Regions from separate parts of the Homo sapiens genome. Here region 2 is linked to region 1. Evidence: read pairs that join two places in POLR2A ChIA-PET (ENCODE). Cell type or tissue: PC-9. All regions are shown on one strand. Links, peaks and the distances in the headings refer to the core of each region. The heading gives the core; the rest is flanking DNA. Region 1 has its middle 62 kb from the start of NSUN5. Region 2 overlaps FKBP6 (FKBP prolyl isomerase family member 6 (inactive)).

Region 1 (15,498 bases), core at 5,481-9,480:
AAAAATTTTTTTTTAAGTCTTGCACGTTAGCACTGACCCACAACTGGGCCTCAACTGTGCTGTGTTCACGTGAGGAAAGAATGAAGGGTTGAGGGTACATAAGGGGGGAGAATGGAAAGAAAAGGACGATTCACTCAGACATAGCCCCTTTGCTACTGGAGTGGACAGATAAATATCAAAGGTAACTCCGCAGGCCTGCAGCCGGTGAACTCAGTTGAAGTGCAAGTATCTAAAGGAAGTGAAGTTGAAAGTGTGATTTAAGGCTGGCGTGGTGGGTGGCTCACACCTGTAATCCCAGCACTTTGGGAGACCCAGGTGGGTGAATCCCTTGAGGCCAGGAGTTCAAGACCAGCCTGGCCAACATGGCGAAACTCTGTCTCTACTAAAAATACAAAAATTAGAGCCGGGCGTGGTGGCTCAAGCCTGTAATCCCAGCACTTTGGGAGGCCCAGGTAGGTGAATCACTTGAGGTCAGGAGTTCTCAACCAGCATGACCAACATGGTGAAACTCCGTCTCTACTAAAAAAAAAATACAATTATTAACTGGGCATGGTGGTGGGTGTCTGTAATCCCAGCTACTCAGGAGGCTGAGGCACGAGAATCACTTGAACCTGGGAGGCAAAGGTTGCAGTGAGCCGAGATCACACCACTGCACTCCAGCCTGGGTGATAGACTCAGTCTCAAAAAAAAAAAAAAAAAATTAGCCAAGCATGATGGTGCATGTCTGTGGTCCCAGCTACTCAAAAGGCTGAGGTGGGAGGATCACTTGACCATGGGAGGTCGAGGATGCAGTGAGCTAGGATCACACCACTGCACTCCAGCCTGAATGACAGAGTAAGAACCTGTCTCAAAAAAAAAAAAAGAAAAAAAAAATTCAGTCTGGGCTTCTGATCAAAGCAGCACTTAGACATATTTAAAGGAGAATTGGTCTTATTCTTGGTAAATTCTAAACTTCAACTTCTGTTTTAAGGAAACACAAATTCATCCAGTGTTACAAATTCTGCAGCAGGTGTTGAAGATCTTAACATCGTTCAAGTGACTGTTCCAGGTATGGACTAATGTTACATTTTTCCTTTTGTCTTAATTATTTTTTGACATAGGGTGGTCTCTTGGACCTGTCATTTTTCACTTAGTTCACCCTGATAGCTAAGAAATGACATTTTGGGAATATAAAATATTCTGCAAGTTGCTACACAACGAGCATCTTGCTCACATCAGACATTATTAATCGGATATTTTGCTTCTCCTGGACAAGCCCGGGCATTACCTGGAAAATGCATCTCAGAGCAGGCAGCATGGAGCACCAGCTATGGTTGAATTGGAATTGGCCACAGAGGTGAAATGTTTTGTTGCTCATCATTAACAATCTTCTGGCCGGGCACGGTGGCTTACGCCTGTAATCCCAGCACTTTGGGAGGCTAAGACGGGCAGATCACGAGGTCAGGAGATCGAGACCATCCTGGATAACACGGTGAAACCCTGTCTCTACTAAAAATACAAAAAAAATTAGCCGGGTGTGGTGGCGAGCACCTGTAGTCCCAGCTACTCGGGAGGCTGAGGCTGAAGAATGGCGTGAACCTGGGAGGCGGAGCTTGCAGTGAACGGAGATCACTCCACTGCACTCCAGCCTGGGCGACAGAGCGAGACTCTGTCTCAAAAAAATAAATAATAATAATAATAATAATCTTCTTTTCTGAATATTTGTATGTAAAATATATCTGGAAAGATACAAGAGAATCTAATTACATAGTTCCTCCAGGGAAGGAAACTGACCGCTGAGATAGGGATAGGAGAGAGACGTTTGAGATGTTTCTGTATATTACTCCTCTTGAATGTTGAGCCATGTGATTGCTTTAGTTATTCAAAAGTAAATAAAGTTTTAAAGTGTTGAAAAATATCTAAAAAATAAAAACAAAAAAAAAGGACCAGGCATGGTGGCATGTGCCTGTAATCTCAGCACTTTGGGAAGCTGAGGCAGGAGGATCACTTGAGCCCAGGAGTTTGAGACCAGCCTGCACAGCACAGTGAGACTCTGTCTCTAAAAAACAAAAAGAAAAGAAAAACAGACCGGGTGCGGTGGCTCACACCTGTAATCCCAGCACTTTGGGAGGCTGAGGCAGGTGGATCACCTGAGGTCAGGAGTTCGAGACCAGCCTGGCCAACATGGTGAAACCCCATCTTTACTAAAAATACAAAAATCAGCTGGGTGTGGTGGTGGGTGCCTGTAATCCCAGCTACTTGGGAGGCTGAGGCAGGAGAATTGCTTGAACCCAGGAGGGGTGCAGTGAATTGCTTGAACCCAGGAGTTTGCAGTGAGCCAAGATTGTACCATTGTACTCCAGCCTGGGTGACAAGAGCAAAACTCAGCCTCAAAACAAAACAAAACAAAACAAACAAAAAAAAAAAGAGAGGAAAAAAAGGAAAGAAAATAAAAATATACCTTACCTTCTAATCCTAGTACCTCTTATTCCTTTTACTTGTCATATTTCATTGGCTGAGATTTCTATTTTAAGGCCGAAAAGTGGTGGTGAAAGTAAACATCCTTGTCTTTTTTTTTTTTTTTTTTTGAGACGGAGTCTTGCTCTGTCACCCAGGCTGGAGTGCAGTGGTGCGATCTCGGCTCACTGCAAGCTCCGTCTCCTGGGTTCACACCATTCTCCTGCCTCAGCCTCCCGAGTAGCTGGGACTACAGGCGCCTGCCACCATGCCCAGCTAAATTTTTGTATTTTTAGTGGAAACGGGGTTTCACCATGTTAGCCAGGATGGTCTCCATCTCCTGACCTCGTGATCCACCTGCCTCGGCCTCCCAAAGTGCTGGGATTACAGGCGTGAGCCACCGCGCCTGGCCCTAAACATCCTTGTCTTGTATGATATTGAAAATATTCCTTAAAAGTAGTATGTAGTATGTTTATATAGGGTTATAATTTGGAAAATTCTCTATTGTCTGTAATGGCTTCCATTTCCAAATTTCCAAGATGCTTAATTATTGCTAAAAGTAGACTGAATAACAATCCAGGTAAAGCACTTTCTCGGGTGCTAACAGGCATTTCTCCCAACAGCTTTCTTGGGAGAAAATACATTAATAACCTTGGTTTGTTTATTTGTTTAATTATTTTTAGATAATGAGAAGGAAAGATTATCAAGCATTGAAAAGATTAAACAGCTAAGAGAACAAGTTAATGACCTCTTTAGCCGAAAATTTGGTAAGTTTTTATATCTTTTTATATCCAGAATTCATATACCTAAAATACTTCTTTTTAAAAGAATACTTGGCCAGGTGCATTGGCTCATACCTGTAATCCTAGCACTTTAGGAGGCTAAGGCTAGAGAATCACTTGAGCCCAGGCGTTTGAGACCAGCCTGGGCAGCAAAGTGACACCCCAGGTCTACAAAAGGAAAAAAAACAAAACTTTATCTTATAAGAATTTGATCTTGGCTGGGCGCAGTGGTTCACACTTTTAATCCCAGCACTTTGGGAGGCCAAGGTGGGTGGATCACTTGAGGCCAGGAGTTCAAGTCCAGCCTGGCCAACATGGCAAAATCCCATCTCTACTAAAAATACAAAAAATTAGCCGGGTGTGGTGGCGCACACCTGTAATCCCAGCTACTCAGGAGGCTGAGGCACGAGAATTGGTTGTAACTGGGAGGCAGAGGTTGCAGTGAGCTTAGATCGCGCTATTGCACTCCAGCCTGGGCGACAGAGCAAGACCCTGTCTCAAAAAAAAAAAAAAAAAAAAGAAATTGATCTTTTTGTGAAAGAGCTATGATAAAAATTAGTCAATATGTCTTTTTACAGAAGAGCTTTTGCATGGTATCATTGACTAATTACAATAATAATAATAATAGCTATCTTTGTTTTACTGAGTGCTTACCTTGTGTATTATTTTTTGTGCTCAACATGTGTTTGATCATTTAATCCTTACATAAAACCTTTCAGGTAGGCGCCATGATAACCCTGTGTAATGGATGGAGAAACTGAGTTTGCCTACTACCCATGCTAATTCCAAACTTTTAAAATTATATTCACACATCATAGTAGCACTGGAAAATAAAATGACTGATCATAAGTATTGTCATTTGATGCTTCTAAATCCTGACATTAAAGATAAATCCTGGTTTAGGAAATGTAAGGAACAAACTCAGCTAGTTTTATTTGTGTTGTTGTTTTTTTAATTTGTTGTTTTGTTTTGTGTTGTTTTGTTTTGAGGCAGGGTCTCGCTCTGTCTCTCAGGCTGGAGTGCAGTGGGGCGATCTCGGCTCACTGCAACTTCTGCCTCCTGGGTCCCTCCCATGTGGCTGGGATTACAGGCATGCGCCACCACGCCCAGCTAATTTTTGTATTTTTAGTAGAGACAGGGTTTCACCATGTTAGCCAGGCTGGTCTCGAACTCCTGGCCTCAAGTGATTCACCCGCCTCAGTCTCCCAGAGGGCTGGGATTACAGGTGTGAGCCACCGTGCCCAGCCAAACTCAGCTGGTTTTATGCTGCTCATCCCGTCACAGGTGAAGCAATTGGCGTGGATTTCCCTGTGAAAGTTCCCTACAGGAAGATCACATTCAACCCTGGCTGTGTGGTGATTGATGGCATGCCCCCGGGGGTGGTATTCAAGGACCCCGGCTATCTGGAAATCAGTTCCATGAGGAGGATCTTGGAGGCAGCTGAGTTTATCAAATTCACAGTCATCAGGTAAGTGAGTCAAGAGAAGGAATCTGGAGACTCTGACTTGCCCGAGGTGGGCATGTGGCTGCCCAGGAATGTCTGTCCCATGACTTGGGCTGGGGGTTTGTTCCCGCAGCTGACCGCTGGGCCATGCTGCCTCTCACACTGACTTCATCATCTTCTGCTTCCTTGAGATGTGTCCATGTCCCTGTTCCTCGGTGATCATGGGCAGCCCGTCCCAGTTTTAGCTCACCCAGCACCTAGCGTAGAGTTAACACTCTGCAAAAATTTGTCCAATAAAACTAAGTGGGGCCAGGCACGGTGGCTCACGCCTGTAATCCCAGCACTTTGGGAGGCTGAGGCGGGCCAGATCGCCTGAGGTCAGGAGTATGAGGCAAGCCTGGCCAACATGGTGAAACCCCGTTGCTACTGAAAATACAAACATTAGTCGGGTGTGGTGGCGTGCGCCTCTAATACCAGCTACTCAGGAGGCTGAGGCGTGAGAATCACTTGACCTGGGAGGTGGAGGTTGCAGTGACCTGAGATGGCACCACTGCACTCCAGCCTGGGCAGCAGAATGAGCCTCCATCTCAAAACATAAATAAATAGGCTGGGCATGGTGGCTCAGGCCTGTAATCCCAGCATTTTAGGAGGCTGAGGCAGGTGGATCATTTGAGGTCAGGAGTTTGAGACCAGCCTGGCCAACATGGTGAAACTCCATCTCTACTAAAAATAAACATTAGCTGGGTGTAGTGGTACGTGCCTGTAATCCCAGCTACTCAGGAGAATCACTTGAACCTGGAATGCGGAGGTTGCAGTGAGCCCAGATGACACCACTGCACTCCAGCCTGGGTGATGGAGTGAGACTCCGTCTCAAAAAAAACAAAAACAAAAGGCTCAACGCAGTGGCTCATGCCTGTAATCCCAGCACTTTGGGAGGCCAAGGTAGGTAGATCTCCTGATGTCAGGAGTTCAAGAGTAGCCTGGCCAACATGGTGAAACTAAAAATACAAAAAATTAGCTGGGCGTGGTGGCGGGCACCTGTAATCCCAGCTACTCAGGCGGCTGAGGCAGGAGAATGGCTTGAACCCAGGAGGCGGAGGTTGCGCTAAGCCGAGATCGCGCCACTGCACTCCAGCCTGGGTGACGCAGCGAGACTCTTGTCTCAAAAAAAACAAAAACAAAACAAACAAATAAATAAATATTCTTCTGTAAAAAAATAAATAAGTAAAAATTAAAAAAAAATAAAACTAAGTGGGCAAAAGAGGAAACGTGAGCTTGTCGCATTTATCAATGTGTCTTTCTCTTCAGGCCGCTTCCAGGGCTTGAGCTCAGTAATGGTGAGTATTCTACAGGTGAGAAGAACGTTCCGGCAATGTTGGGCCATGGGAAGTGTCTTGGTGGGCGCTCACCACGGGGTTTTTGCTTCCGTGAGCCTGGGACCCAAGTATGCAGCCTTCGATGCATGCTTTATTTTTCCTGCATGTGATAAAGTTAGATAACTCTGTTACTTGAGTTTGATTAACCAGTCTGAAGGAGAGTGATCTATATCACACCATGAGTGTGACGTGTGATGTGGCGCACTCTTTTTTTTTTTTTTTGGAGACAGAGTCTCGCTCTGTCACCCAGGCTAGAGTGCAGCACAATCTCGGCTCACCACACAACCTCCGCCTCCCAGGTTCAAGTGATTCTCCTGCCTCAGCCTCCCGAGTAGCTGGGACTATAGGCGTGTGCCACCACGCCTGGCTAATTTTTGTATTTTTAGTAGAGATGGGGTTTTGCCATGTTGGCCAGGCTGGTCTCGAACTTCTGACCTCAAGGGATCCGCCCGCCTCCACCTTTCAAAGTGCTGGGATTACGGGCATGAGCCACCACGCATGGCTGATGTGGCACACTATTCAAGTGTGCTTTGTGGTGGGGGCTCCCCTGAGGCCACCCGCACAGCTGCACTCAGGATCACAGTACCGATCTCCTCTGTGTTGGTAAATAGTGCCTGCCTGGCCATGCAGTCCCACCCTAGTACCCTCCGACCGTGGCTTGACCTCCCTACAGTGCTGAAGCAAAAGGAGTTCCACCTGGCACAGCAGAGGCCCCTAGAACCCTTCCAGTGCTGAGACTAGCATCTGTTCTTTTTTTTTTTTGAGACAGAGTCTCGCTCTCTCACCCAGGCTGGAGTGCAGTGGCAAGATCTCGGCTCACTGCAACCTCCGCCTCCCGGGTTCAAGCGATTCTCTGCCTCAGCCTTCCGATTAGCTGGGATTACAGGTGCGTGCCGCCACATCCAGCTACTTTTTGTATTTTTTAGTAGAGACAGGGTTTAGCCATGTTGGCCAGGCTGGTCTCAAACTCGTGACCTCAAGTGATCCACCCTCCTTGGTCTCCCAAACTGCTGGGATTACAGATGTAAGCCACTGCACCTGGCTCAGCATCTGTTCTGATTGAGCAATGCCCAGGCACTCTGCTTCTGAAATATTCTCTTTTTTTTCCCCTTCAACTTTTATTTTAAGTTCTAGGGTCCATGTTCAGGATGTGCAGGTTTGTTACATAGGTAAATGTGTGCCATGGTGATTTGCTGCACCTATCAACCCATCACCTAGGTGTTAAGCCCAGCATGCATTAGCTATTCTTCCTGATGCTCTCCCTCCCCCTACCCGCCCCCACCCTGTTAAATATTCTTAATGTCTTCCCCGGAGCCCTTGCAAGTGAGTCAGTATCCTGTCAAGTAGAATACGGAGAGGTGTTCTCACGAGCATGAGTCACCAGGGAACCTCCTAATGTAACATTTGAAAACCAAAGTAGGCTGGGCGCGGTGACTCACACCTGTAATCCCAGCACTTTGGGAGGCCGAGGCGGGCGGATCATGAGGTCAGGAGATGGAGACCCTTCTGTACAACGTGGTGAAACTCCGTCTCTACTAGAAATACAAAAATTAGCCGGGCATGGTGGCGCGTGCCTATAATCCCAGCTACTCGGGAGGCTGAGGCAGGAAAATCACTTGAACCAGGGAGTCGGGGGTTGCAGTGAGCCGAGATCGTGCCACTGCACTCCAGTTTGGTGACAGAGCAAGACTCTGTCTCAAAAAAAAAAAAAAAAAGAAAAGAAAAGAAAACCAAAGTATCCTATTAAAATGCTCCATTTTTATTCCCAAACGCATCTGATTGCTAAATGATTTTTTGATCTTTTATAATATCTTTATTTATTTATTGTATTATTATTGGGGTTTTTTAGAGACAAGGTCTCACTCTGTCACCCAGGCTGGAGTGCAGTGGCATGATCATAGCTCACTGCAGCCTGGAACTCCTGCCCTCAGGTGATTCTCCCACCTTCACCTCCCGAGTAGCTGGGACAGCACTGCCATGCCCAGATAATTTTTTTTTTTTTTTTGTAGAGACAGGGTCTCACTATGTTTCCCAGGCTGGCCTTGAGCTTCTGGCTTCAAGCGATCCTCCTGCCTCAGCCTCCCAAAGTGCTGGGACTATAGGCATGAGCCGCTGTACATGGCCTACATTTTCTTAAGGTGCACTTTTATGTGTGTGTACTCTGGAAATACCTTGATTACCTGCAGCGTGGCCAGGTTCTTTAAATCTAAAACACTAGCCCCTGTACACTCGAACACACTTATATGAATGAGTTTTGTGTGGATCTGTGGCCGTCACCCTTGTCATTTGAGACTCACAGTAGGTAAAAATCATATGCCTTTCTGTGCTCATTCCCATCTCTGTTATTACAAAGTTTTCTTGGGAATCAAATGAGAAAATATATTAAAATGCTCACACGTATAATCCCAGGACTTTTGGAGGCCAAGGCAAGAGGATTGCTTGAGGCCAGGAGTTTGAGACCAGCCTGGGCAACATAGCAAGACCCCATCTCTACAAAAAATTTAAAAATTAGCTGGACACAGTGGCTCACACCTGTAGCCCCAGCTACTTGGCAGGCTAAAGCAGGAGGATCACTTAAACCCAGGAGTTTGAGACAGCAGAGAACCATAATTGCAATACTACACTCCAGCCTGGGTGACAGAACAAGACCCTGTCTCTAAAAAGAAAATGCAAACATATTATCAAATAATTCCTGTTTAAACTGGACATAACAAGCACAGCTACATGCTGAACCTCATCAAAGGTGTCTTTTGTTTGGCTCATGTACTTTTGAAAATAAGGATGAGGCCTGGCACAGTGGCTCCTATAATCCCAGCACTTTGGGAGGCCAAGGCGGGTGGATCGCTTGAGCCTGGGGTTTCAGACCAGCCTAGGCAACAAGGTAAGACTCCAGCTCTACAAAAAAAGAAAAAAAAAAAAAGAAAAAGAAAAAAAGAAAAGAAAGAAAGAAAGAAAAGATAGCTCAGTGTGGTGCATGCCTGTAGTCCCAGCAACTGGGAGCTGAAGTGGGAGGATCACCTGAGCCCAGGGAGTTCCAGGCTGCAGTGAGCCATTATCACCACAAACCAGGCACTCTTTCATAAAAGTCAATCTTCAGGTTTTCTTTAGAAAACCTGAAGATCTGGCTGGGTGCAGTGGCTCATGCCTGTAATCCCAGCACTTTGGGAGGCTGAGGTGGGCGGATCACCTGAGGTCAGGAGTTCGAGACCAGCCTGGACAACATGGTGAAATCTCATCTCTACTAAAAATACAAAAATTAGCTGGGCGTGGTGGCAGGCACCTGTCATAACAGCTACTCAGGAGGCTGAGGCAGAAGAATCGCTTGAACCCAGGAGGCAGAAGTTGCAGTGAGCCGAGATTGCGCCACTGCACTGCAGCCTGGGTGACAGAGCAAAACTCCGTCTCAACAACAACGACAACAAAAATTCAGTCTTCAGGTTTTCTTTAGAAAACTTGAAGATCTGGCCACAGCTGGCGTCCTGGCAGCGGTTTGCTGGAGTTGATGGTCAGCCGTCCCTCTGCAGGGTGGGTCACCCTCCTGTTAACCACGCCCTGCCCCGCCCCGCTTCCTCCCTCTCGTGCGTCATCAAGCATTTGCTGTTGTTTTCCTCATAGTAGTGATAAGAGAAAAGTGAAATATCTTTGTCTCCCTGTCTCTGTCAAAAGTGGGAAAATGCAAGATAGACCAGGAGGGCCGTGTGTTTCAAGAAAAGTGGGAGAGAGCATTTTTCTTCGTGGAAGTACAGAATATTCCAACATGTCTCATATGCAAACAAAGCATGTCTGTGTCCAAAGAATATAACCTAAGACGCCACTATCAAACCAATCACAGCAAGCATTATGACCAGTATACGGAAAGAATGCGTGACGAGAAGCTTCACGAGCTGAAAAAAGGGCTCAGGAAGTATCTCTTAGGCTCGTCAGACACCGAGTGTCCCGAGCAAAAACAAGTGTTTGCAAACCCAAGTCCAACCCAGAAATCCCCCGTGCAGCCTGTAGAGGACCTAGCTGGGAACTTATGGGAGAAGTTACGTGAAAAAATCAGGTCTTTTGTGGCATATTCTATCGCAATCGATGAGATCACCGATATAAATAATACCACCCAGTTGGCCATATTCATCCGTGGTGTCGATGAGAATTTCGATGTGTCCGAAGAACTTCTGGATACGGTGCCCACGACGGGTACAAAATCTGGAAACGAGATCTTTTCGCGTGTTGAGAAGAGCCTGAAAAAGTTCTGTATCGACTGGTCGAAATTAGTAAGCGTGGCCTCCACTGGCACCCCAGCGATGGTGGATGCCAATAACGGGCTTGTTACAAAACTGAAGTCCAGGGTGGCGACGTTCTGCAAGGGTGCGGAACTGAAGTCCATCTGTTGTATAATTCATCCGAAATCACTCTGTGCTCAGAAGTTGAAGATGGACCACGTCATGGACGTGGTAGTGAAGTCCGTGAACTGGATATGCTCCCGGGGACTGAACCACAGCGAGTTCACAACCTTGCTCTATGAGCTGGACAGCCAGTATGGTAGCCTCCTGTACTACACGGAGATTAAGTGGCTCAGTCGCGGGCTCGTGCTAAAGAGATTTTTCGAATCCTTGGAAGAAATCGACTCCTTCATGTCATCCAGAGGGAAACCCCTGCCTCAACTGAGCTCCATAGATTGGATCCGAGACCTGGCCTTCTTGGTTGACATGACGATGCATCTGAACACTTTGAACATCTCTCTCCAAGGACACTCCCAAATCGTCACGCAGATGTATGACCTGATCCGGGTGTTCCTAGCAAAACTGTGCCTCTGGGAGACTCACTTGACGAGGAATAATCTGGCCCACTTTCCCACCCTGAAATTGGTTTCCAGAAATGAAAGCGATGGCCTGAACTACATTCCCAAAATCGCGGAACTCAAGACCGAATTCCAGAAAAGGCTGTCTGATTTCAAACTCTACGAAAGCGAACTGACTCTGTTCAGCTCCCCGTTCTCCACGAAGATCGACAGTGTGCACGAGGAGCTCCAGATGGAGGTTATCGACCTGCAATGCAACGCGGTCCTGAAGACGAAATACGACAAGGTGGGAATACCAGAATTCTACAAGTACCTCTGGGGTAGCTACCCGAAATACAAGCACCATTGCGCAAAGATTCTTTCCATGTTCGGGAGCACCTACATCTGCGAACAGCTGTTCTCCATTATGAAACTGAGCAAAACAAAATACTGCTCCCAGTTAAAGGATTCCCAGTGGGATTCTGTACTCCACATCGCAACGCGATGGAGAGAAAACTCCTGGCAGGGCCCTATGGTGGGAAAGGCTGGAGTCTTCTAGTCCCAAGGGATTGGGAGATGACAAAATGAATTTTTTTTTCTTTTTTGAGATGGAGTCTTGCTCTGTCGCCCAGGTTGGAGTGCAGTGGCGTGATCTCGGCTTACTGCAACTTCCAGCTCCTGGGTTCGAACGATTCTCCTGCCTCAGCCTCCCGAGCAGCTGGGACTACAGGCGTGCGCCACCATGCCCGGCTAATTTTTGTATTAGTAGAGATGAGGTTTCACCATGTTGGCCAGGCTGGTCTCCAACTCCTGACCTCAGGTGATCCACCTGCCTCGACCTCACAAAGTGCTGGGATTACAGGCATGAACCACTGTGCCCAGCTGACGAAATGAGTTCTTAAACTTTTTTTTTTTCAGTTTTTTTTCCACTTTGAATCAGAAATATAATCTGCAGTATCATACTTGTTTATATTACATTGTATGCCTCACTATTCATTAAAAATCAAGAAAGTTTTATTGTATTATTGGTAGTTGACTTTTCTTATGCCTGGCTTGTTTCATTCATTCACATTACCTGCCTGCCACCCTGATAGGCACTGTAGTTGGCATCTTGAAGTTTAAATCAATCAACAGAGAAATAGGGAGAGAGACGTGTATATTTGCTTTTTGGTTTTGGGGGTTCTTTTTTTGAGACGGAGTCTCACTCTGTTACCCAGGCTGGAGTACAATGGGGCGATCTGGGCTCACTGCAGCCTCTGCCTCCCGGGTTCAAGTGATTCCCCTGCCTCAGCCTCCCGAGTAGCCGGGGTTACAGGTGCCCACCACCACGCCCGGCTCATTTTTGTATTTTTAGTAAAGATAGGGTTTCACCATGTTGGCCAGGCTGGTCACAAACTCCTGACCTCAAGTGATCTGCCGGCCTTGGCCTCCCAAAGTGCTGGAATTACAGGCGTGAGCCACTGCGCCCAGCCTGAGACATGTATATTTGTGGAGGAGTATATATGAACACACATTTATCCCCCGTTCCCGTCCGCGTGGTATCCCACATGGTCTAATACGTTTCCAAGTTTCAGGAGAAATAGTTGAAAACATACTGACATACAATAATCCTATTTTATCTGTCTCTGCCTTCACCTGGAACCAGAAAGGTCAGGTTTAAAATGGAAAAACCCAGAGCCAGAAAGGTCAGGTTTAAAATGGAAAGCCCCAGAGCAAATAACGTAGACTTTGTCTATAAAAGTTAGACAAAGTAAGTTAAGGTTTAGAGGGTTTTTTTTGTTTGTTTTTTACTATGAATAGTTACCGAAAAGTTGTGGCCAAGCATGTGGCTCACACCTGTAATCCCAGCACTTTGGGAGGCCAAGGTGGGTGGATCACTTGAGGTCAGGAGTTCGAGACCAGCCTGGGTAACATGGTGAAACCCTGTCTCTACTAAAAACACAAAAATTTGCCGGGTATGGTGGCACGTGCCTGTAATCCCAGCTACTCAGGAGGCTGAGGCAGGAGAATCACTTGAACCCAGGAGACAGAGGTTGCAGTGAGCCGAGATTGTGCCATTGCACTCCAGCCTGGGTGACAGAGTGAGACTTTGTCTCAAAAAAAAAAAAAAGAAAAGTTGCAAAAATAAAAATAGTATGGAAAATACTCACATGCCCTTTAGCCAGACTCTCAATTGTTAACATTTCACCCTTGTTTCATTATTGGATCACTTTGTCTCCCTACCCCCTTCCCTCCTTCTCCCTCTCACTCATATGTGTGTATGTGTATCTATAATCAGTACCTATGGTAAGTGTGTATAAGCAAATGTCTATGAGTATCTATGATATGTGTATAAATGGATGTGCATTTTTTTCCTGGACCGTTCAAGGGAAAGTTACGTATATCATTTACCCCTAAATACTTCAGTGAGTATTTTCAGAGAACAGGGATATTCTCTTACACAATAACCTTTCCTTTACCAACTTCAGTAAATTGAACGTTGTTGCAATTATTTTATCCAGTTTACTGTTCATACTCTAGTTTTCCCTGTTGACCCAATAATATCTTTCCCTTTTTTATTTTTGGAAACAAGGAAATGGGCTCGCTCTGTCACCCAGGCTGGAGTGCAGTGGTGCGACCTTGGCTTACTGCAACCTCTGCTTCCTGGGTTTAAGTGATCCTCCCACCTCAGCCTTCCAAGTAGCTGGGACTACAGGTGCATGCTACCATGCCCAGCTAATTTTTGTGGAGTTTTTTTTTTTTTTTTTTGTAGAGACAGGGTCTCCCTTTGTTGCCCAGGCTGGTCTCAAACTTCCAGGCTCAAGCGATCTACTCGCCTCAGCTTCCCAAAGTGATATCTTTCCCTTTATAGCATTTTTCTCCTGGCAGGTTGTCATTTGAAGGTGTGTGTGTGTGTAATCTCTATTAGTCACTGGAATTAGTGACACAAAATTGTGAATACTTTCCAGATTGGGGGAATTCACGCGACCAGCGTGGAGGAAGGCTGTGGATCTCCACCTAATGACCCACTCAGGAAGCAATGGAGAAAAGGACTTTGATAAAAATGACAGGGGGTGCAGGAGGGAGAGAGCAACCCCCAGGCCAGGAGCCCAGTTGGAGCCCAGGTGCCTATCCTTAGACACAGGGAAATGACCCCACTCCAGGCAGTTCCTGTCGTTGACTTCAGGTACAGCTGGCTCTGGCAAGCTCAGCGCTCTTTTGGAGAAGGAATCCCAGATAGGCTGGTTTATAACGGGAGTTGGAGGGGAGTCCAGGTCTTGGTGGAAGTGAGCACTCGTTCACACCACATATCAGAGGTGTGGCCGAGCAGCAGGACCAGAGCAGCCCCCTTTCATAGACGGGAAGCTGAAGCTCAGAGTGGCTAAGTGGCTCGCTCCAGGTCACGCAGCCATTATAGGAGTTGTCAGGATTCAAACCAGGGTCCATGTGACTCCAAAGTCCATGTGCTTCACTTTTTGTTTTTGAGATGGAGTGTCGCTCTGTCGCCCAGGCTGGAGTGCAGTGGTGTGATCTTGGCCCAGTGCAACCTCCGCCTCTCGGGTTCTAGTGATTCTCGTGCCTCAGCCTCCCGAGTAGCTGGGACTACAGGCATGCGCCACCACAACCGAATAATTTTTGTATTTTTTAGTAGAGACGGGGTTTCACCATGTTGGCCAGGCTGATCTTGAACCCCTGACCTCAAGTGATCCACCCGCCTTGGCCTCCCAAAGTGCTGGGATCACAGGTGTGAGCCACGACACCTGACCCATGTGCTTCATTCCTAAGCAGCCACTGTGCCTGACATGGAGACCCAGCAGGTATCTGTCATGCAGCCTCTGCCCTCATCATCTGTCATGTGTGTGGCTCCCTGGTGGTCCACCAATCAGATGATAGGGAGGGGACAGTAGGGCTCAGCCTAAGCTGCCTCCTGTTGGCCGGACCATTCATGAAGCTGTTCTGCTTTGAATCAATTCCCAAGGCCCCAGGAATGTGTGTTGGGACCAGGATGGCTTGAGATATGATGGCCACTGACATGCACTGTCACTCATAGGACTGAGTTGAGACTGTGGGAATGACTGAATGGCTGGGAAAGGTTTTTCGTTTGTTTTTTTGAGACGGAGTCTTGCTCGGTTGCCCAGGCTGGAGCGCAGTGGCACGATCTCAGCTCACTGTAACCTCTGCCTCCCGAGTTCAAGCAATTCTCCTACCTCAGCCTCCCGAGCAGCTGGGATTACAGGCGCCCCCCACCACACCCAGCTAATTTTTGTATTTTTAGTAGAGACGGGGTTTCACCATGTTGGCCAGGCTGATCTGGAACTCCTGACCTCAGGTGATCCACCCAACTCAGCCTCACAAAGTGCTGGGATTACAGGCGTGAGCCACCAAGCCTGGCCAGGAGAGGTTTTTAGTAGGGCAATGGGGTGTCTGCAAACGAGAGCCCTTGAGAGTGGTGTGGTCCAGGGAGATGGGCAGGGGCCCAGCCTAGGAGTAGGGGCTAGATTTGGTGGGTCTTTGTCAATTTTCAGGGGCAGGGATTGCACTGCATCTATCCCAAGTCCCCGACTTCTCATCCCAGGATGGACAGAGGAAAGAGCCAATCTCTCCTCCAACACAGGCCCTGGGACTAGGGGTCTGCAGAGGGCCCTGGAAGCCAGACCCCCTCACACTTGGCCTGGCACGTACCTGTGTGCCGTATTCCCTCCTCTGAGCCACAGG
Region 2 (15,498 bases), core at 7,617-11,616, 110 kb before region 1:
CACTGCAACCTCCACCTCTCAGGTTCAAGCGATTCTCCTGCCTCAGCCTCCCGAGTAGCTGGGACTACAGGTGCGCACCACCAAGCCTGGCTAATTTTTGTATTTTTAGTAGAGACGGGGTTTCACTATGTTGGCCAGGCTGGTTTTGAACTCCTGACCTCAAGTGATCCACCTGCTTTGGCCTCCCAAAGTGCTGGGATTACAGGCGCGAGCCATCGTGCCTGGCCTCAACTGTGGTTTTTCTGACAATTATTCACAACTATGTTTCAAAACCTCCCTGCATTTCTAGCCAACGGGTTGCTTTTGGAGGCCCTGGGGCTCTCCCGACACCCCCTCTGTGTGTCTGGCAATGCGCAGGTGCACCTGAGGGTGTCATCGGATCTGAGGGCCACAAACAGCATCAAAGGAGGGAGCCCCGTTGCCCCCGGTGGAGAAAAGCCACAGAGCATGACTTTGTTCACTCCATGTGCCCCCCGGCACTTCCCTGGGTTGGTGACTGTCTTCAGAACGGCAGCCTGCAGGCCTGCCTGGGGTCCCGTGGCAGGAGTGTGACCTGGCACACTCCAGGGGCCACCACCAACCTGGATGGTGGTCAAAGAAGGCTGCCCGGAGGAGGAGGTGGAGCTTCAGCTGTTTTTTTCTGTCCAGGTTTGTGTGTGTGTGTGTGTGTGTGTGTGTGTGTGTGTGTGTGTGTGTGTGTTTGAGTCAGAGTTTTGCTCTTGTTGCCCAGGCTGGAGTGCAGTGGCGCAATCTCGGCTCACTGCAACTTCCACCTCCTGGGTTCAAGTGATTCTCCTGTCTCAGCCTCCTGACTAGCTAGGATTACAGGCCCATGCCACCACGCTGGCTAATTTTTGTATTTTTAGTAGAGATGGGGTTTCATCATATTGGTCAAGCTTGTCTCGAACTTCTGACCTCAGGCGATCTGCCTGCCTCGGCCTCCCAGAGTGCTGGGATTACAGGTGTGAGCCACCGTGCCGGGCCTATGCATGTATTTTTAACTACCTTCTATGCGTGGTTTTTGTATAAGGAAATGAAAGTATTTCTTTGAAAACATGAGAAAGGAATATTTTAATACCAGGCAAAGAGGAGAGTTCCTGTAGTTTTGTTTGGACTGGGAAAGAGTTCACTCCTGTGCTGAGGGGCCCCTTTTCCATGGCTACTGGGGCAATGGTGCCTGGACTCCTGGGTCCTGCCCCCTGAGGCTTGTGAACTGTGGGGCCTCTGCTGTTTTGGAAAGAGGCGGAGAGGCAGTCCAGGAGGATCGAGCCGCTGGCGGGAAGGCACGGGGTGGGGGTGGCCGCTGTGGACATTCAGGACCCGCAGTGGTTCAGTGCGGCTGGAAGGCAGAGAGCAGCTGTTGTGGGGGGTAGCAGGTGGGCTTCTGTGCTAAATAGAGAGTTTGGTCTTGGTCTCAAAGGCTACTGAGGCGACTCAAGGACTTCCAGCTGGCGGGAGGCAGGGCTGGCAGGTGGAGAGGGGAGGCCGTGGGGACAGTTTGGCAGTAATCAATCTAGGTGAGAAGTGTTAGCATCCCATCCGGGCAGGGCAGGGAGATGGAAAGGAGGAGTGGGTACCTGAAGCCACAAAGCCCAAGGCCTCAAGTCGGATGGGGCTGTGGGGAGGAGGGGCAGCAGGACAGAGTCTGGCTCAGGGGCTGGGCAGCAGGTGGAGATAAACGACCATTTTTTTTTTGAGCCGGGGTCTCGGTCTGTCGCCCAGGCTGGAGTGCAGTGGCACAATCATAGCTCACTGCAGCCTCAACCACCTGGGCTCAAGTGACCCTCCTGTCTCAGCCTCCCGAGTACCCAGGCCACAGGCACACGCCACGACCCCTGGCTAATTAAAACAATTTTTTTTTTTATAGAGACAAGGTCTTCCTATATTGCCCAGGCTGGTCTCAAACTCCTGGGCTCAAGCGATCCTCCCGCCTTGGCCTCCCAAAGCTCTGGGATTACAGGCGTGAACCACCATGCCTGGCTGATAAGTGACTTTCCTGTACCTTGTGTGGAGGGTACTGAGGTCCACACTGTGTGTGTGGCGGTCTCTTGACCTGTGTAGGAGGCGTTTTGAAAAAAACCAACCAACCCAAGTTTGGCGAGCCTGTTCAGGAACAGACCGCGACTGCAGCCACCTCTGAGACTTCTCCATCTCATCGCCCACCTCAATGTGAGAGCCCACATGAAGGTCAGCGTCAGCGACTTCACACTCCACTGGCACTGCTTGAGCACCCACAGCGCGCCCAGCACAGAGTGACAGAAGCTCCCTTGGGACAGCCCTCATGGGCGCCACTGCAGTGATGCTGGGGCTGTCACCTGGCAGGAGAAAGTTCAGGGCTCTTTCTGGAATGCCATATGGCCCCTTTTCCAGAATCTACCTTTTCCACTGTACTTGTTTTCCAGAGACTGGCCTCCTGGTGCTGCTCCTGTCTTTGGGATTTCTCCAAAAGCAGCTACTAAACCTCCAGCACCCCCAAGCTCTTTCCCTTTTTGGGAGGTGACTGTCTGGGTCTGAATGGTTCTCCTAACTAGAGGGGCCGTTCTGCCTTGACCTGAGCAGTGGGGTAAGTTCAGCAGGAGGGAGTGGGAAGAGGGGCAGGACGGGACAATGGAGATTTGACTCAAGCCCCCCCACACCAATGCCCCTCCGCAGCACATTTATATTTTTATTAATTCCATTTTTTCCCCCAAGATGGAGTTTTGCTCTGTCACCCAGGCTGGAGTGCAGTGGTGCGATCTTGGCTCATTGCAACCTCCGCCTCCTGGGTTCAAGCAATTCCCCTGCCTCAGCCTCCTGAGTAGCTGGAATTACAGGCACCCGCCACCACACCCAGCTATTTTTTGTATTTTTAGTAGAGACGGGTTTTCACCATGTTGGCCAGGCTGGTCTCGAACTCCTGACCTCGTGATCCACCCACCTCAGCCTCCCAAAGTGCTGGGATTACAGGTGTGAGCCAATGTGCCTGGCTTTCATTTTTATTTTTAACAATATTTTCTGGCCAGGCGCCGTGGCTCGCACTTGTAATCCCAGCACTTTGGGAGCCCGAGGTGGGCGGATCACTTGAGGTCACGAATTCGAGACCAGCCAGGCCAACAAGGTGAAACCCCCATCTCTACCAAAAAACACACACACACAAATTAGCTGGGTGTGGTGGCGCATGCCTGTAGTTCCAGCTACGCGGGAGGCTGAGGTGGGAGAATTGCTTGAACCCAGGAGGTGGAGATTACAGTGAGCTGACATCGCATCACTGCACTCCAGCCTGGGCCACAGAGTGAGACCTTGTTTCAAAACAAAACAAAAAACAAAAAAAATTTTGTTATTTAAAAAAATATATAGAGGTGAGGTCTCACTCTGTGGCCCAGGCTGGTCTCAAACTCCCGGGCTCAAGCAATCCTCCCGTCTTCGCCGCCCAAAGTGCTGGGATTGCAGGCGTTAGCCACTGTGCCCAGCCTCAGCTGCACTTTCAGTTTGAATGGTTGGGAATTAAAGAATATCACATATATAAGATGAAACACTTTTTGGTTTATTACAATATTTATATTATATATATTATATATTGTTATTTATCTGCTGACATTTGACATTTCTGTCTCTTTCTAGAGTGTTTGCCTCCTGGACACACACACACACACACACACACACACACACACACACACACTGGCTTAGCGGTCGCCGTGGGTGAAGTCCCTCTGCTGAGCATTACTGCGACCTTATCACGACTGCGGTGGTCACAGCAGTCAGAGTGCTTAAGGGAAGCTTCTTCACCTGCCAGGAGAGAGCAGGTGCCAGGAAAGCAGCTCCACCTCTTCTCCGCACCAGCCCGGTTCCCGAGCCCATAAAAGAAGGGGCCTCTAGCACTGATTTTCCCCGGAGGCTCAGGGCCCCCTAGGGCTCCCCTCTGCAGACAAGAGGGGCTGGCTGCCAACATTTCCGGGCTCCTGCCACTGTGCCTGGAGGACTGCCCGTGACCGTGCCCGCCGCCTTTCCTACTCTCGGAGGGCAAGGGTGGTCTTTGTGTCAGCCCTTTCCTGGGGACTGTGCCCTTTCCTGGGGACTGTGTCTAGCATTTGGGTGGCAGAGAGAGGCCAAGTGCCCTTCTCAGCAGCGCCCTGGCACCCAGGCTCAGGCCATAGGCAGGGGGCCGAGGAGGGTGATGAAGTTCCCTGGGGCCACCAGGCTTGCCCAGAAAGCAAGGAGTGGGTTATGTCACCACCTATTGCCGGATCTGCTCAGCAAAGGTCAGCCTACCCTGAGCCCGAATCCTCTCTTCAAGAGAAGGACCCAGGTTCGGGGAGGAGAGGACTCGAGGGCCCAGTGGGAAAAGCCTGCGGCTCCAGGCTGCAACCGGGGTCTCCCTCAGCGTGCCTCTGTCCCCCGGGGCAAGTCCTTCCTGCCCAGGGTCTCATGACCTTCCCTCTGAAATGACCGTGGAGATTCCACCGCGGGGAGAGGTGGGGCGCCACAAAGCAGGCCCCCAGGGCGGACCCAGCCCACTATGCCCCGGGTGAGGCCAGAAAGGCAGCCCCCGGTGCCGGGATCTGACAAGTAGGGGGTCTCTGGGAAGCCTCTGGGCCCCTCTGAGCCAGCCTCCTCCGTCCTTGCAAAGTGCAGAGACTTCAGTGGTCTCCAGTGTTGCTGGGGGAATGAAGGGAAGCCCCGGCAGAGGCGCTGTCACTCCTGCACCATACCATCCCACAGGCCACCGGGAGGCTGGCTGGCTTCAGGACATCCACGGTGGACACGTTTTGCAAGAACACTCTCAAAGATATACACGAAGCACGTGGGCACGGCTGCCTGTGGGAGAGTGTACAGGACTAGAATAATGAGGGTGTCGTGGACGGATGCGGTGCTGTGCATGACTGTGGGGCGTCATCAACTCCATGCTCTGCATCTGAGCTTAAAAAGGGGGCACTCAACCCCGAAATCCACCTCAGGGGAAAGGTTGAGAACTGTGATGCCCTGGACAAGGTCAATGCCACCTGGGGACCTGCGTGGGGGCCTCTTCGGCAGCTGGTCTATGGACCTCCAGCGTGGAATTTGGTTTCATGTGCTTCAGGGACCACGCGTCTCCTTGGCAGACACAGGGCACACCACCATCCCACTGACCTCCTGCGCGATGGGTTAGGGGCACCCAGCTTGCCTTCCTCCTTGGTGCTCCCTGCACGTGCCTCCAGCACAAGGCTCGGGCGAGCTGCGGCAGAAGGACCCCACGGCACTCCTGCGCTCCCCAGCTCCAACCCCACAGTCCACGAGGCAGGCAAGTCACATTCCTTCTCATTTCTAAAGTGCACTAACAATACATGGATGCATCTCAAATTGTATAGAAGCACCCAGGAGAAAACACGGGACCCCTTTCCCCTCTCGGTGCTGTGCTCGCCATAATGACAGTACGTTTGAGCCTGTGTCCTCTGGTGCTGTGTACACACACGAGTCTCCATGTTTTTTTTTTTTTTTTGAGACAGGGTCTTGCTCTGTCACCCAGGCTGGAGTGCAGTGGTGCAGTCACAGCTCACACAGCCTCCAACTCTTGGGCTCAAGTGATCCTCCCACCTCAACCCCCCGAGTAGTGGGACAACAGGCACGCACCACCATGCCTGGCTTATTTTCTAAAATATTTTCTGTATAGACAGGGTGTCTTTATATTGCCCAGGCTGGTCTCAAACTCCTGGCCTCAAGGGATCCTCCTGCATCAGCCTCTTTTTTTTTTTTTTTTGAGACAGAGTCTCACTCTGTTGCCCAGGCTGGAGTGCAGTGGCGCAATCTCAGCTCACTGCAGCCTCCATTTCCCAGGCTCAAGCGATTCTCCTGCCTCAGCCTCCTGAGTAGCTGGGATTACAGATGCCAGCCACCATGCCTGGCTAACTTTTTGTATTTTTAGTAGAGATAAGTTTTCGCCATGTTGGCCAGGCTGGTCTCGAACTCCTGACCTGGTGATCCGCCCACCTCAGCCTCCCAAAGTGCTGGATTACAGCCTCTTATTATTTTTAAAATGCAACATACTAACTTTATTTAACAAAGGTAACAGAGTAACAGGTAAAGCACTTATCATGAGAGAAGAACTGACTGGAAGAAATGTTTGGAACACCATGCAGCTTCATCTCGCCAGGCACTGGGGCTGTCAAAAGCTCAGTGCAGCGCAGGGCTAGGGGGTCTGTACCTTCCTCAAGTGCTCACTGAATACCCCCCTTACATACACGTGTGTTAAATTTGAAAAAGATGTAATGGGGGCCAGGCACGGTGGCTCACACCTGTATACAATCCCAGCACTTTGGGAGGCCAAGGTGGGTGGATCACCTGAGGTCAGGAGTTTGAGACCAACCTGGCCAATGTGGCAAAACCCCGTCTCTACAAAAAATACAAAAATTAGCTGGGCGTGGTGGCGCACACCTGTAATCCCAGCTAGTTGAGAGGCCGAGATGGGAGAATTGCTTGAACCTGGGAGGTGGAGGTTGTAGTGAGCTGAGATTGTGCCACTGCACTCCAGCCTGGGCGACAGAGCGAGACTCTGTCTCACAAGAAAAAAAAAAAAAAAAAAAAGCCATAGAGTCCTCCCCAGGCCGCTGTGCTGGGGTCTCTTTCACCAGTCCCTCTGAAGGCCTCACAGCGGCCTCCAATTTTATGACCTCATCAGCAATGGTGCAATGAATGAACATCCTCTTAGTCCACAAGTGTGCATGTCTTTGAAGGCAGAGTCCTACGAGCAGAAGTGCTGCGTGCAGTGTTTTCTTCCATTTTTAATATTCTTAAGTCAGAAGAGCGACTTCCTGAAACACCCATCTCTTCACGGCACTTCTGTGCTGAAGTCCTTCCAAAAACCCTCTTCCAAGGAAAAGCCTAGAAAGGAGGCTGGACAGGGGGCAGGCAGTGATCAGTCAGCTCCCACCACTGCAGGCTGCAGGGGGCATGCCTATGCTGTGGGGCAGGAGGCTGGGCTGGGGACAGGGAGCCAGGCCACAAGAAATGAGGCAGAGGAGGTCCAGGAAGGTAACCACAGCACCATTTAGAGATGACGGGGCCGAACTTTAGAAAGACCATTCCGGGGGCCGGGTGTGGTGACTCATGCTGATAATCCCAGCACACTTTGGGAGGCCAAGGTGGGAGGATCGCTTGAGTACAGGAGTTCAAGACCAGCCTGGGCAACATGGTGAAACCACATCTCTACTAAAAATATTTTAAAAAATTAGTTGGGCACAGTGGTGTGCACCTGTATTCCAGCTACTCAGGAGGCTGAGGCAGGAGAATCACTTGGACCCGGGAGGTGGAGGTTGCAGTGAGCTGAGATTGCAGCACTGCACTCCAGCCTGGGCAACAGAATGAGACTCCATCAAAAACAAACAAAACTTTTTTTTTTTTGGTCCTTATTTACAATTGTGATGTTTTTTATGTTTTTCCTTTCCTTTTTTTTTATTATATTTTAAGTTCTAGGGTACATGTGCACTACGTGCAGGTTTGTTACACATGTATACATGTGCCATGTTGGTGTGCTGCATGCATTAACTCATCATTTACACTATATCTCCTAATGCTTTCCCTCCCCCCTCCCCCCACCCCACAACAGGCCCCAGTGTGTGGTATTCCCCTCCCTGTGTCCAAGTGTTCTCATTGTTCAATTCCCACCTATGAGTGAGAACATGCAGTGTTTGGTTTTTTGTTCTTGCAATAGTTTGCTGAGAATGATGGTTTCCAGCTTCATCTATGTCCTTACAAAGGACATGAACTCATCCTTTTTTATGGTTGCATAGTATTCCATGATGTATATGTGCCACATTTTCTTAATCCAGTCTATCACTGATGGACATTTGGGTTAGTTCCAAGTCTTTGCTATTGTGAATAGTGCTGTAATAAACATACATGTGCATGTGCCTTTATAGCAGCATGATTTATATTCCTTTGGGTATATACCCAGTAATGGGATGGCTGGGTCAAATGTTATTTCTAGTTTTCGATCCTTGAGGAATTGCCACACTGTCTTCCACAATGGTTGAACTAGTTTACAGTCCCACCAGCAGTGTAAAAGTGTTCCTATTTCTCCACATCCTCTCCAGCACCTGTTGTTTCCTGACTTTTTAATGATCGCCATTCTAACTGGTGTGAGAGGGTATCTCATTGTGGTTTTGATTTGCATTTCTCTGATGGCCAGTGATGATGAGCATTTTTTCGTGTGTCTGTTGGCTGCATAAATGTCTTCTTCTGAGAAGTGTCTGTTCATGTCCTTCGCCCACTTTTTGATGGGGTTGACAAACTTTTAAAAAGACTGTTCTGGCTGTATGGGCATGTTAGAGAAGGCTGAAAAGAGACAGCTGGGCAGGTGACAGTGCTGGTGGCTGATGCAGGGCTCAGCAGCAGGCAGAGTGTGGTGTGGGGTCTGGGCCTTCCTGAATCAGGAGGGACTAAGGGACGTCTCATGCCAGATGAAGCCAGACCGTGGTCATGAGGTCTGGAGGTGTAGATGTGGCAAACATCGCCAAGTTCCTGGTGACCTCTGAGAAAGCCACTCTTCTAGAGCCACCACTCCAGCAACGCGGGTTGAAGGGAGCACTGGGGGAGGGCAGGCACTTCCAGGGGAGGCCTCTTGATGATACCCTGGTCCCCTGGTGGCATCACCCGCCCTCCTCCTCCACAAAGAGAGGCAGTGCAGCCTGCTCCCCCAGGACTTGGTTTCTGCTCTCTAAGCCGATTCTGTCAGAAGGTGAGGCCCTGGTAGGTGGGGGCACAGGCCGGGGGCCTCCTAGGCCAGGCAGCACGCCCAGCCCTCGAGAAGGACCCATGGCCTGGATGGGTCCCTTTCCCAGCCCTTCGCCGCTGGGTTATATCTGAAATGCTCTGAAGTGTTTTTGGGGTGGCGGGAGGCAGGCAGTGAAGAGAGTACAAGCAATGGGCAGCCTTCCCAAAAGAGGAGCCAGGAAATCCCGGAGCTGGAAGCTTGGAAATTCAAGGAAGACAGTGTCTTGGGGAGGAGGAAGTTTCAGAGTAGTAAAGTCAGGTCCGATCGGGACAAAGAAATGCCTGCTGGATCCCATGGCCCGAGCAGATCAGCAGCGAGATGGGACGGCAGCGGGGCAAGGAGTCACTGGCTGAGAGTGGAGAAGCCAGTGTAGACGGCACCCTTGAGGAAGGAGGGTGACCAAGGTCAGGGAGGCTAATGAGAGGGGACACGGGGTCGAGAAAGGCTTCGGGGCAGTGTGGGCACTGTGGGGGAGACCTGGAGGCACAGCTGTGGGTACTCATGGAGGCTGAGAGGTGGGGCAGAACAGGGGAGGGGAGCCTCCTGCCTCAGCCCCATGAGGGAGCGTGGGACCCTGGGAAAGGCTCAGAGACGCCTGTGTGGGGCAGAAAGCCCGGGGTGTCGGGGTACGGGAGGGTGAGGTGGCCTCAGGGCTGTGTGGGGCAGGGAGCCCAGGGTGTTGGGGTGCAGGAGGGTGAGGTGGCATCAGGCCTGTGTGGGGCAGGGAGCCCGGGGTGTTGGGGTGCAGGAGGGTGAGATGGCCTCAGGCCTGTGTGGGGCAGGGAGCCCGGGGTGTCGGGGTGCAGGAGGGTGAGGTGGTCTCAGGGCTGTGTGGGGCAGGGGGCCCGGGGTGTCGGGGTACAGGAGGGTGAGGTGGCCTCAGGGTCGTGTGGGGCAGGGAGCCCGGGGTGTCGGGGCGCAGGAGGGTGAGGTGGCCTCAGGGCTGTGTGGGACAAGGATCCCGGGGTGTCGGGGTATGGGAGGGTGAAGTAGCTTCAACTTTCCATTAAGCTGCTGGCATCAGCTCCCCACACTGGGAGCGGGCTTAGGGAACCCCAAGCCTGGTGTGCAGCGTTTCGTTATCAGGTGAATCAGAACCGCTGGCTCCAGAGCTTGAGCCCCAGCCCCACTGGCAAATGGCCTCCCCCTGCCCACCTGGGGACTCTGGAAGCTTAGCTGAGTCCACGCAATTCACTTATACTGGATCTTGCAAGGACAAGGAAGTGTTTTATTTATTTACAACAAAAACATTTGTAACATAATTCTGTCTTCAAAACAGAGAACCCTACAAAATACACAAAGCAATCTCTATTGGTGTTGACTCAGGGACATTCGCAGCCGGAAGCAGGGCTGGGACTGGGAGGGAAGCCAAGGACTAATTCCGTCTAAAAAAACAAGAAACTGCCTTAAAAAAAGTAGCAGTGTTCTACTTGTCAGTAGCTGCGCTTTCCCCTCCCTTCTGTTACGAACACGGAAAACAGAAAACAGCACCTGTGAAAACACGTTTCAGCCGCGTCCATGAGAGATGCGGCCACAGGACATTCCAGCCCCTGCTCCTGGAAGGTGGCTGCCACGGCTGCGCTGGGAGCTCCCTTCCACTCCCCCAATGATGGAGAACCACAGCTCTCTCCCCTCGTTGGTAGGTGAAGAACCTGGGAATCAAACAGCCATTAAAAACATCTCAGGACTCAGCAGCTGCCACACGACGTCACAGTCACATGTGCTGAGGGCTAGCAGCTGAGGTCAGGGAAGGGCATGGCCGGTGACCACACAGGAGCCAAGAGACAGATGCCATCACCGTGTGGCCCTACTAGATGGGCTCTGGGAAACTTTTTTTTTTTTTTTTGAGACAGAGCCTTACTCTGTCACCCAGCTGGAGTGCAGTAGCACAGGCTCTGCTCACTGCAACCTCTGCCTCCCGGGTTCAAGTGATTCTCCTGCTTCAGCCTCCTGAGTAGCTGGGATTACAGGCACGCACCACCACGCCTGGATACTTTTTTTTGCATTTTTAGTAGAGACAGGATTTCGTCATGTTGGCCAGGCTGGTCTCGAATTCCTGACCTCAAGTGATCTGCCTGCCTCGGCCTCTCAAAGTGCTGGGATTACAGGCGTGAGCTACCCTTTCCCTTCTCTTTCCTCCCTACCCCAATACAACCAAAGGAGCCAGCACCTGAGAGAGGGAAGAGGAGGTGGGGTGTCAGGAACAGACCCCTTTCCAGTCAGACTTCCAGAACCACAGGCAACGGGACAGAAGTAAGTAAAGACTGAGGTGGTGCCAGGCGCATTGGCTCACACCTGTAATCAAAGCAGTTTGGGAGGCTGAGGCGGGCGGATCACTTGACATCAGTAGTTCGAGACCAGCCTAGCCAACATGATTAAACCCCATCTCTACTAAAAATACAAAAATTAGCCAGGCGTGGTGGCTGGTGCCTGTAATCCCAGCTACTTGGGAGACTAAGGCAAGGAGAATTGCTTATACCCGGGAGGCAGAGGTTGCAGTGAGCCAAGATCGCCTGAGTGACAGAGTGAGACTCCGTCTCAAAAAAAAAAAAAAAAAAAAAAACCAAACCAAACAAAAACAAACAAACATTTCCATAACATGATAAGAAAAAAATACAGCTCAGCCAAAGTCAGCATGGTGTTTAACGGTGGAGCGAGCAGCAGCTCCATTACGGTCATGAGGCACACCCATCGCTACTGTTCTAGAAGCATGCACCGCACCATCAGGCTCTGAATAAGACATGAGAGGAGGGCCAGGCACAGTGGCTCATGCCTGTAATCCCAGCACTTTGGGAGGCCAAGCTGGGGGGGATCACCTGAGGTCAGGAGTTCAAAATCAGCCTGGCCAACATGGTGAAACCTCGTTTCTACTAAAAATACAAAAATTAGCTGGGCGTGGTGGCAGGCACCTGTAATCCCAGCTACTCGGGAGGCTGAGGCAGGAGAATCGCTTGAACCCAGGAGGCAGAGGTTGCAGTGAGCCGAGATCACGCCACTGTACTCCAGCCTGGGTGACAAGAGTGAAACTCTGTCTTGTGAGGGGAAACAAAAAAGATACAAGAGGAGAAGACAAAATGACCATTACCGGCATATGGTATCACATACCTGATGCATGCAGTGAAACTGCTGATAGAACTCACAGAATTAATGACAGAGTTATCAAAAATAACTTAAAAACATCAGAAAGGTGTTTGGTTATAGAGAAACAATTAGGCAATTTACAGAAAGGCCACCTCAGTCTGGAAACATGTGAACAGAGACCTGGTCAGGGAACTGCTAATGCTAGTAATGAGATCCTATTTGAGATACACCAACCTGGCAAATATTAAAAAGTCTAGCAATCCAAATGATGGCAAAGCGACGGAATGGAATCTCTCAGACACTACCAAGAACAAACTGGTACAGCCACTGGAGAGGTCAGTTTAGCATGACCTAGTTCAGGCAAAGACACACCCATCACAACCAGTGATAGGACTTTGACTGTCACAGGAAAGTCAGGCGTGAGGATAGCTCCATGACCATGTTTCTGTGTGTCTATCTAATCTCTACCTACCTACCTGCCTACTAATCACTGTGAAAACCATTTCCATATCCTGACAGGATGGAATGCTATCCAGCCACTTCTTAAAAACGACGTAGTTCTCTTTGTGTTAACTTAGAAAACACTCAAAATGCAATAAAAATATATTCTAGTACAAAATGTATAATTCTTTTTGTGGACAAGTTACATATACACTCACTTTTTTTTTTTTTTTTTTTTTTTTTTTGAGACAGAGTCTTGCTCTGTCGCCCAGGCTGGAGTGCAGTGGCACGATCTCTGCTGTCTGCAAGCTCCGCCTCCCGGGTTCAAGCCACTTCCTTGCCTCAGCCTCCCGAGAAGCTGGGACCACAGGCGCCCGCTACCACACTCAGCTAATTTTTTGTATTTTTAGTAGAGACGGAGTTTCACTGTGTTAGCCAGGATGGTCTCGATCTCCTGACCTCGTGATCTGCCTGCTTCGGCCTCCCAAAGTACTGGGATTACAGGTGTGAGCCATCGCACCCGGCTGGCATGTGGCATTTTTATAATTCAAAATTAAGTACTACCAAAAAATTGGAGAGTGGGTACAGGAACAGCAGAAAGATGTTCACTGTCAAGCCTGGGTAATGATACATGGGTAGTGATCATGTTATCATTTTTTTTTTTTTACCTTTGGAGACGTTTGAAAATGTCCATAATGACAAGTTTAATAATAATCAAGTGAAAAAAGAAAGTTTTGATCTAGGGTGTGTCCCATGAAATGACTTTAGGAATAAGCCCTAAAATCAATATTCTCCAGGCATGAATGCAGATGGGGGGAGATCAACTTCAAGCTCCCTACAGACGAAGGGATCCCACGAGGTTCAGGTAGTTGAATTTTCAAATCGGAGCCAATAAAAAGTAACACTTTAGCATAAACGAGAATGCGCCAACATAGGAAAGCTCAGCTCACATTTCATTTTGAAAACCCAATACATGTATCGCACAGAGGTGCAAAGTCAGAAAAAAGCTGTATCCGTGGCTCAAGGAGAAATAAGTCCGGAGATCGACAAAGACAATGGCAGTCAGGCTGAGGCAGCGAACACAGACAAAGGTCCACAGCCGACTCCAGCTGAATCCATTCCTACGAACCAGGCTGCTTCCACGGCGGGTGGGCCCCAGGCCTCGGAAAAGGCACAGGGACTGTGAACTAGAAACCCAAGCAGCAATGCCAGTGGTGTCCACCATAATCGCACAACATAATAAGCAGTAATCAAAGAAGGGTGTGAAATGTAACAGAGAAGACAGAGGAGTGATGTAATCGCGGAGCCACGGGCTGGAGGCTGTAGAGCCCAGGATGTTTCTGTCGGAAATCGGAGGACAAAGAGCTGAGGATCAAGGCTCAGCAGGTGCCGTTCCCACGGTGGCGGTGGGTGTCGTGTGCCAGCCCTGCCTCGCAGCCCCAGCCTCAAGCACTTCCCTGTACCCTGCAACGGGGAACTAGAGTAAACTCAGCCATGAACATCATCTGGTGAGAAGACCCTGGAACCCTGCATGGGTCACTCAGCCCTTCAAAAACACTGATCAAAGTTATGGCTGCCTCTTCAAAATCCCAGCAGATGAACCAAGGCTGTACATAGTAAACGTGGAGAATGAAAGACCTTCCTGAAACCATTCAACTGGTTCCCCTTCCCAAAATGCATTACTCAGCCAATCTTAAGAACCTAATCTGGATATCTCCAAAAATATCAACTGAGGGGGAAAATTTTTTGAGGAGTCCTCACCCCTTGGGACTCTGCTGTGACACTCTGGCCAGCCCGCAAGGCGGCAGTCCTCCGGCCTGCTGGGTCCTCCACCTGCCCCTTCCACTCCTGCCAGGCGGCTTCTCAGAGCCAACCCTCATTGCAGGGACTCCCTGACCTGCTTCTCCCCACCCAACCTGTGGCCCTGGCTCTCTGGCGGCCACTCCATGCTGACTGCTGCACTTCCTGCAGCCACCCTCGTGCTCCACCAGCCCAGCTCTCTGCTCCTCCCTTGGCCACGTCCCTCTGCAGGGAGTGCGATTACTTCCCCACTGTCACAACTGGCCACCTAGTCCCATGAGAATGCGCATGGAGCTGAGTGGTCTGGAGCCCACCCTTTCCAGGCTGACATGGAATGAGAGCGCCTGCAGGTACCTCCCGGTTTTGGGGGTGGGCCAGGCCTCACAGCATGGCTCTGCTGCACTTCCTCCAACAACTGCAGCTCACCACCACCAGCTGCCACTGTGCTGTGATACATGGTCAAAGAAGGGTCAAAGTGCCATCCAAACTGCCACGCTTGTTTAAAAACAAGGTTTAGGGAGGCCAAGGCAGGAGGATCACTTTAGGCCAGGAGTCTGAGACCAGCCTGGCCTACATGGTAAAACCTCGTCTCTACTAAAAATAACAAAAATAAGCCGGGCGTGGTGGCGCACGCCTGTAATCCCAGCTACTGGGGAGGCTGAGGCAGAAGAATTGCTTGAACCTGGGAAGCAGAGGTTGCAGTGAGCTGAGGTCGTGCCACTGTGCTCCAGGCTGGGCAATAGAGCGAGACTTTGCCTCAAAAAAAAAAAAAAGAAGAAAAAAAGAAATACTGTGATAATTACCAAAATGTAAATCAGAGAAATAAATTCAGCACATGCTGTTGGAAAAATGGCACCAACGGACTTGCTTGATGTGGGGTTGTAGCAAACCTAGCATTTGTTAACAATGTAAACAGTACAGCAACCCTCAAGTGCAGTAAACAAACAGCAGAAAGATGAGGTGAGCTGTGTCCATCAGGCCCCAGCCACCAGAAGGGAGCACGAGAAAGGAAATGTTCTGAAAGACGGCTGTCAGGATGATCTCATCTGGGACGGAAAGGATTAAGCCGAGAATGCTGAGGATGCAGAGTGCTGAGTTATCTCTGCATTGGCAAGATGTGTAGTCCCTCACAGATGCTGATCTGTAACAGAGTATGAGAGATGGGAAAATGCCCCCCAAGATATCCTTGTTCCAATTCCCGGAACCCACGAATACATTACCATACATGGCAGAAGGGATTCTGTGGTTAAATGAAGGATCTTGAGCTGGGCGATTATCTTGGTCAGCCCAATGTAATCAGATCCTCGTAAAAGGGAGGCAGGAGGGTCAGAAAAAGGAGGAGACAAAATGACAGAAGCAGAGGGGAGAGAGGGGCTGAATGAGAGATTCACAGAGAGGGTGAGAGAGAGGGAGAGACAGAAAGGGAGAGAGGGAGAAATATTGGAAGATAT

Evidence for each region. Peaks named below come from ENCODE experiments on the same cell type or tissue, not always from the same donor. Only the 100,000 strongest peaks of a DNase experiment are listed, where the experiment ranks them.
Region 2: POLR2A ChIA-PET joins it to region 1 with 8 read pairs; 1 of 35 experiments calls an interaction of 5 or more read pairs at or near these places.

Annotation. Positions count from the first base shown.
Region 1 is chr7:73,239,078-73,254,575 of GRCh38, reverse strand. It overlaps the pseudogene GTF2IRD2P1. Among named protein-coding and RNA genes, the nearest start is that of NSUN5, 62 kb to the left of the region's middle. RefSeq lists an enhancer at 6,024-7,012. In PC-9, for the core only: no CTCF peak of the experiment used is centred there; a DNase peak (open chromatin) is centred at 7,254.
Region 2 is chr7:73,353,060-73,368,557 of GRCh38, reverse strand. It overlaps FKBP6 (FKBP prolyl isomerase family member 6 (inactive)), which reads right to left. Exons shown (of 9, transcript NM_003602.5): 9 at 9,933-10,377. Among named protein-coding and RNA genes, the nearest start is that of FKBP6, 33 kb to the right of the region's middle. RefSeq lists an enhancer at 2,008-2,117. In PC-9, for the core only: no CTCF peak of the experiment used is centred there; no DNase peak of the experiment used is centred there; H3K4me3 peaks cover 432 bases.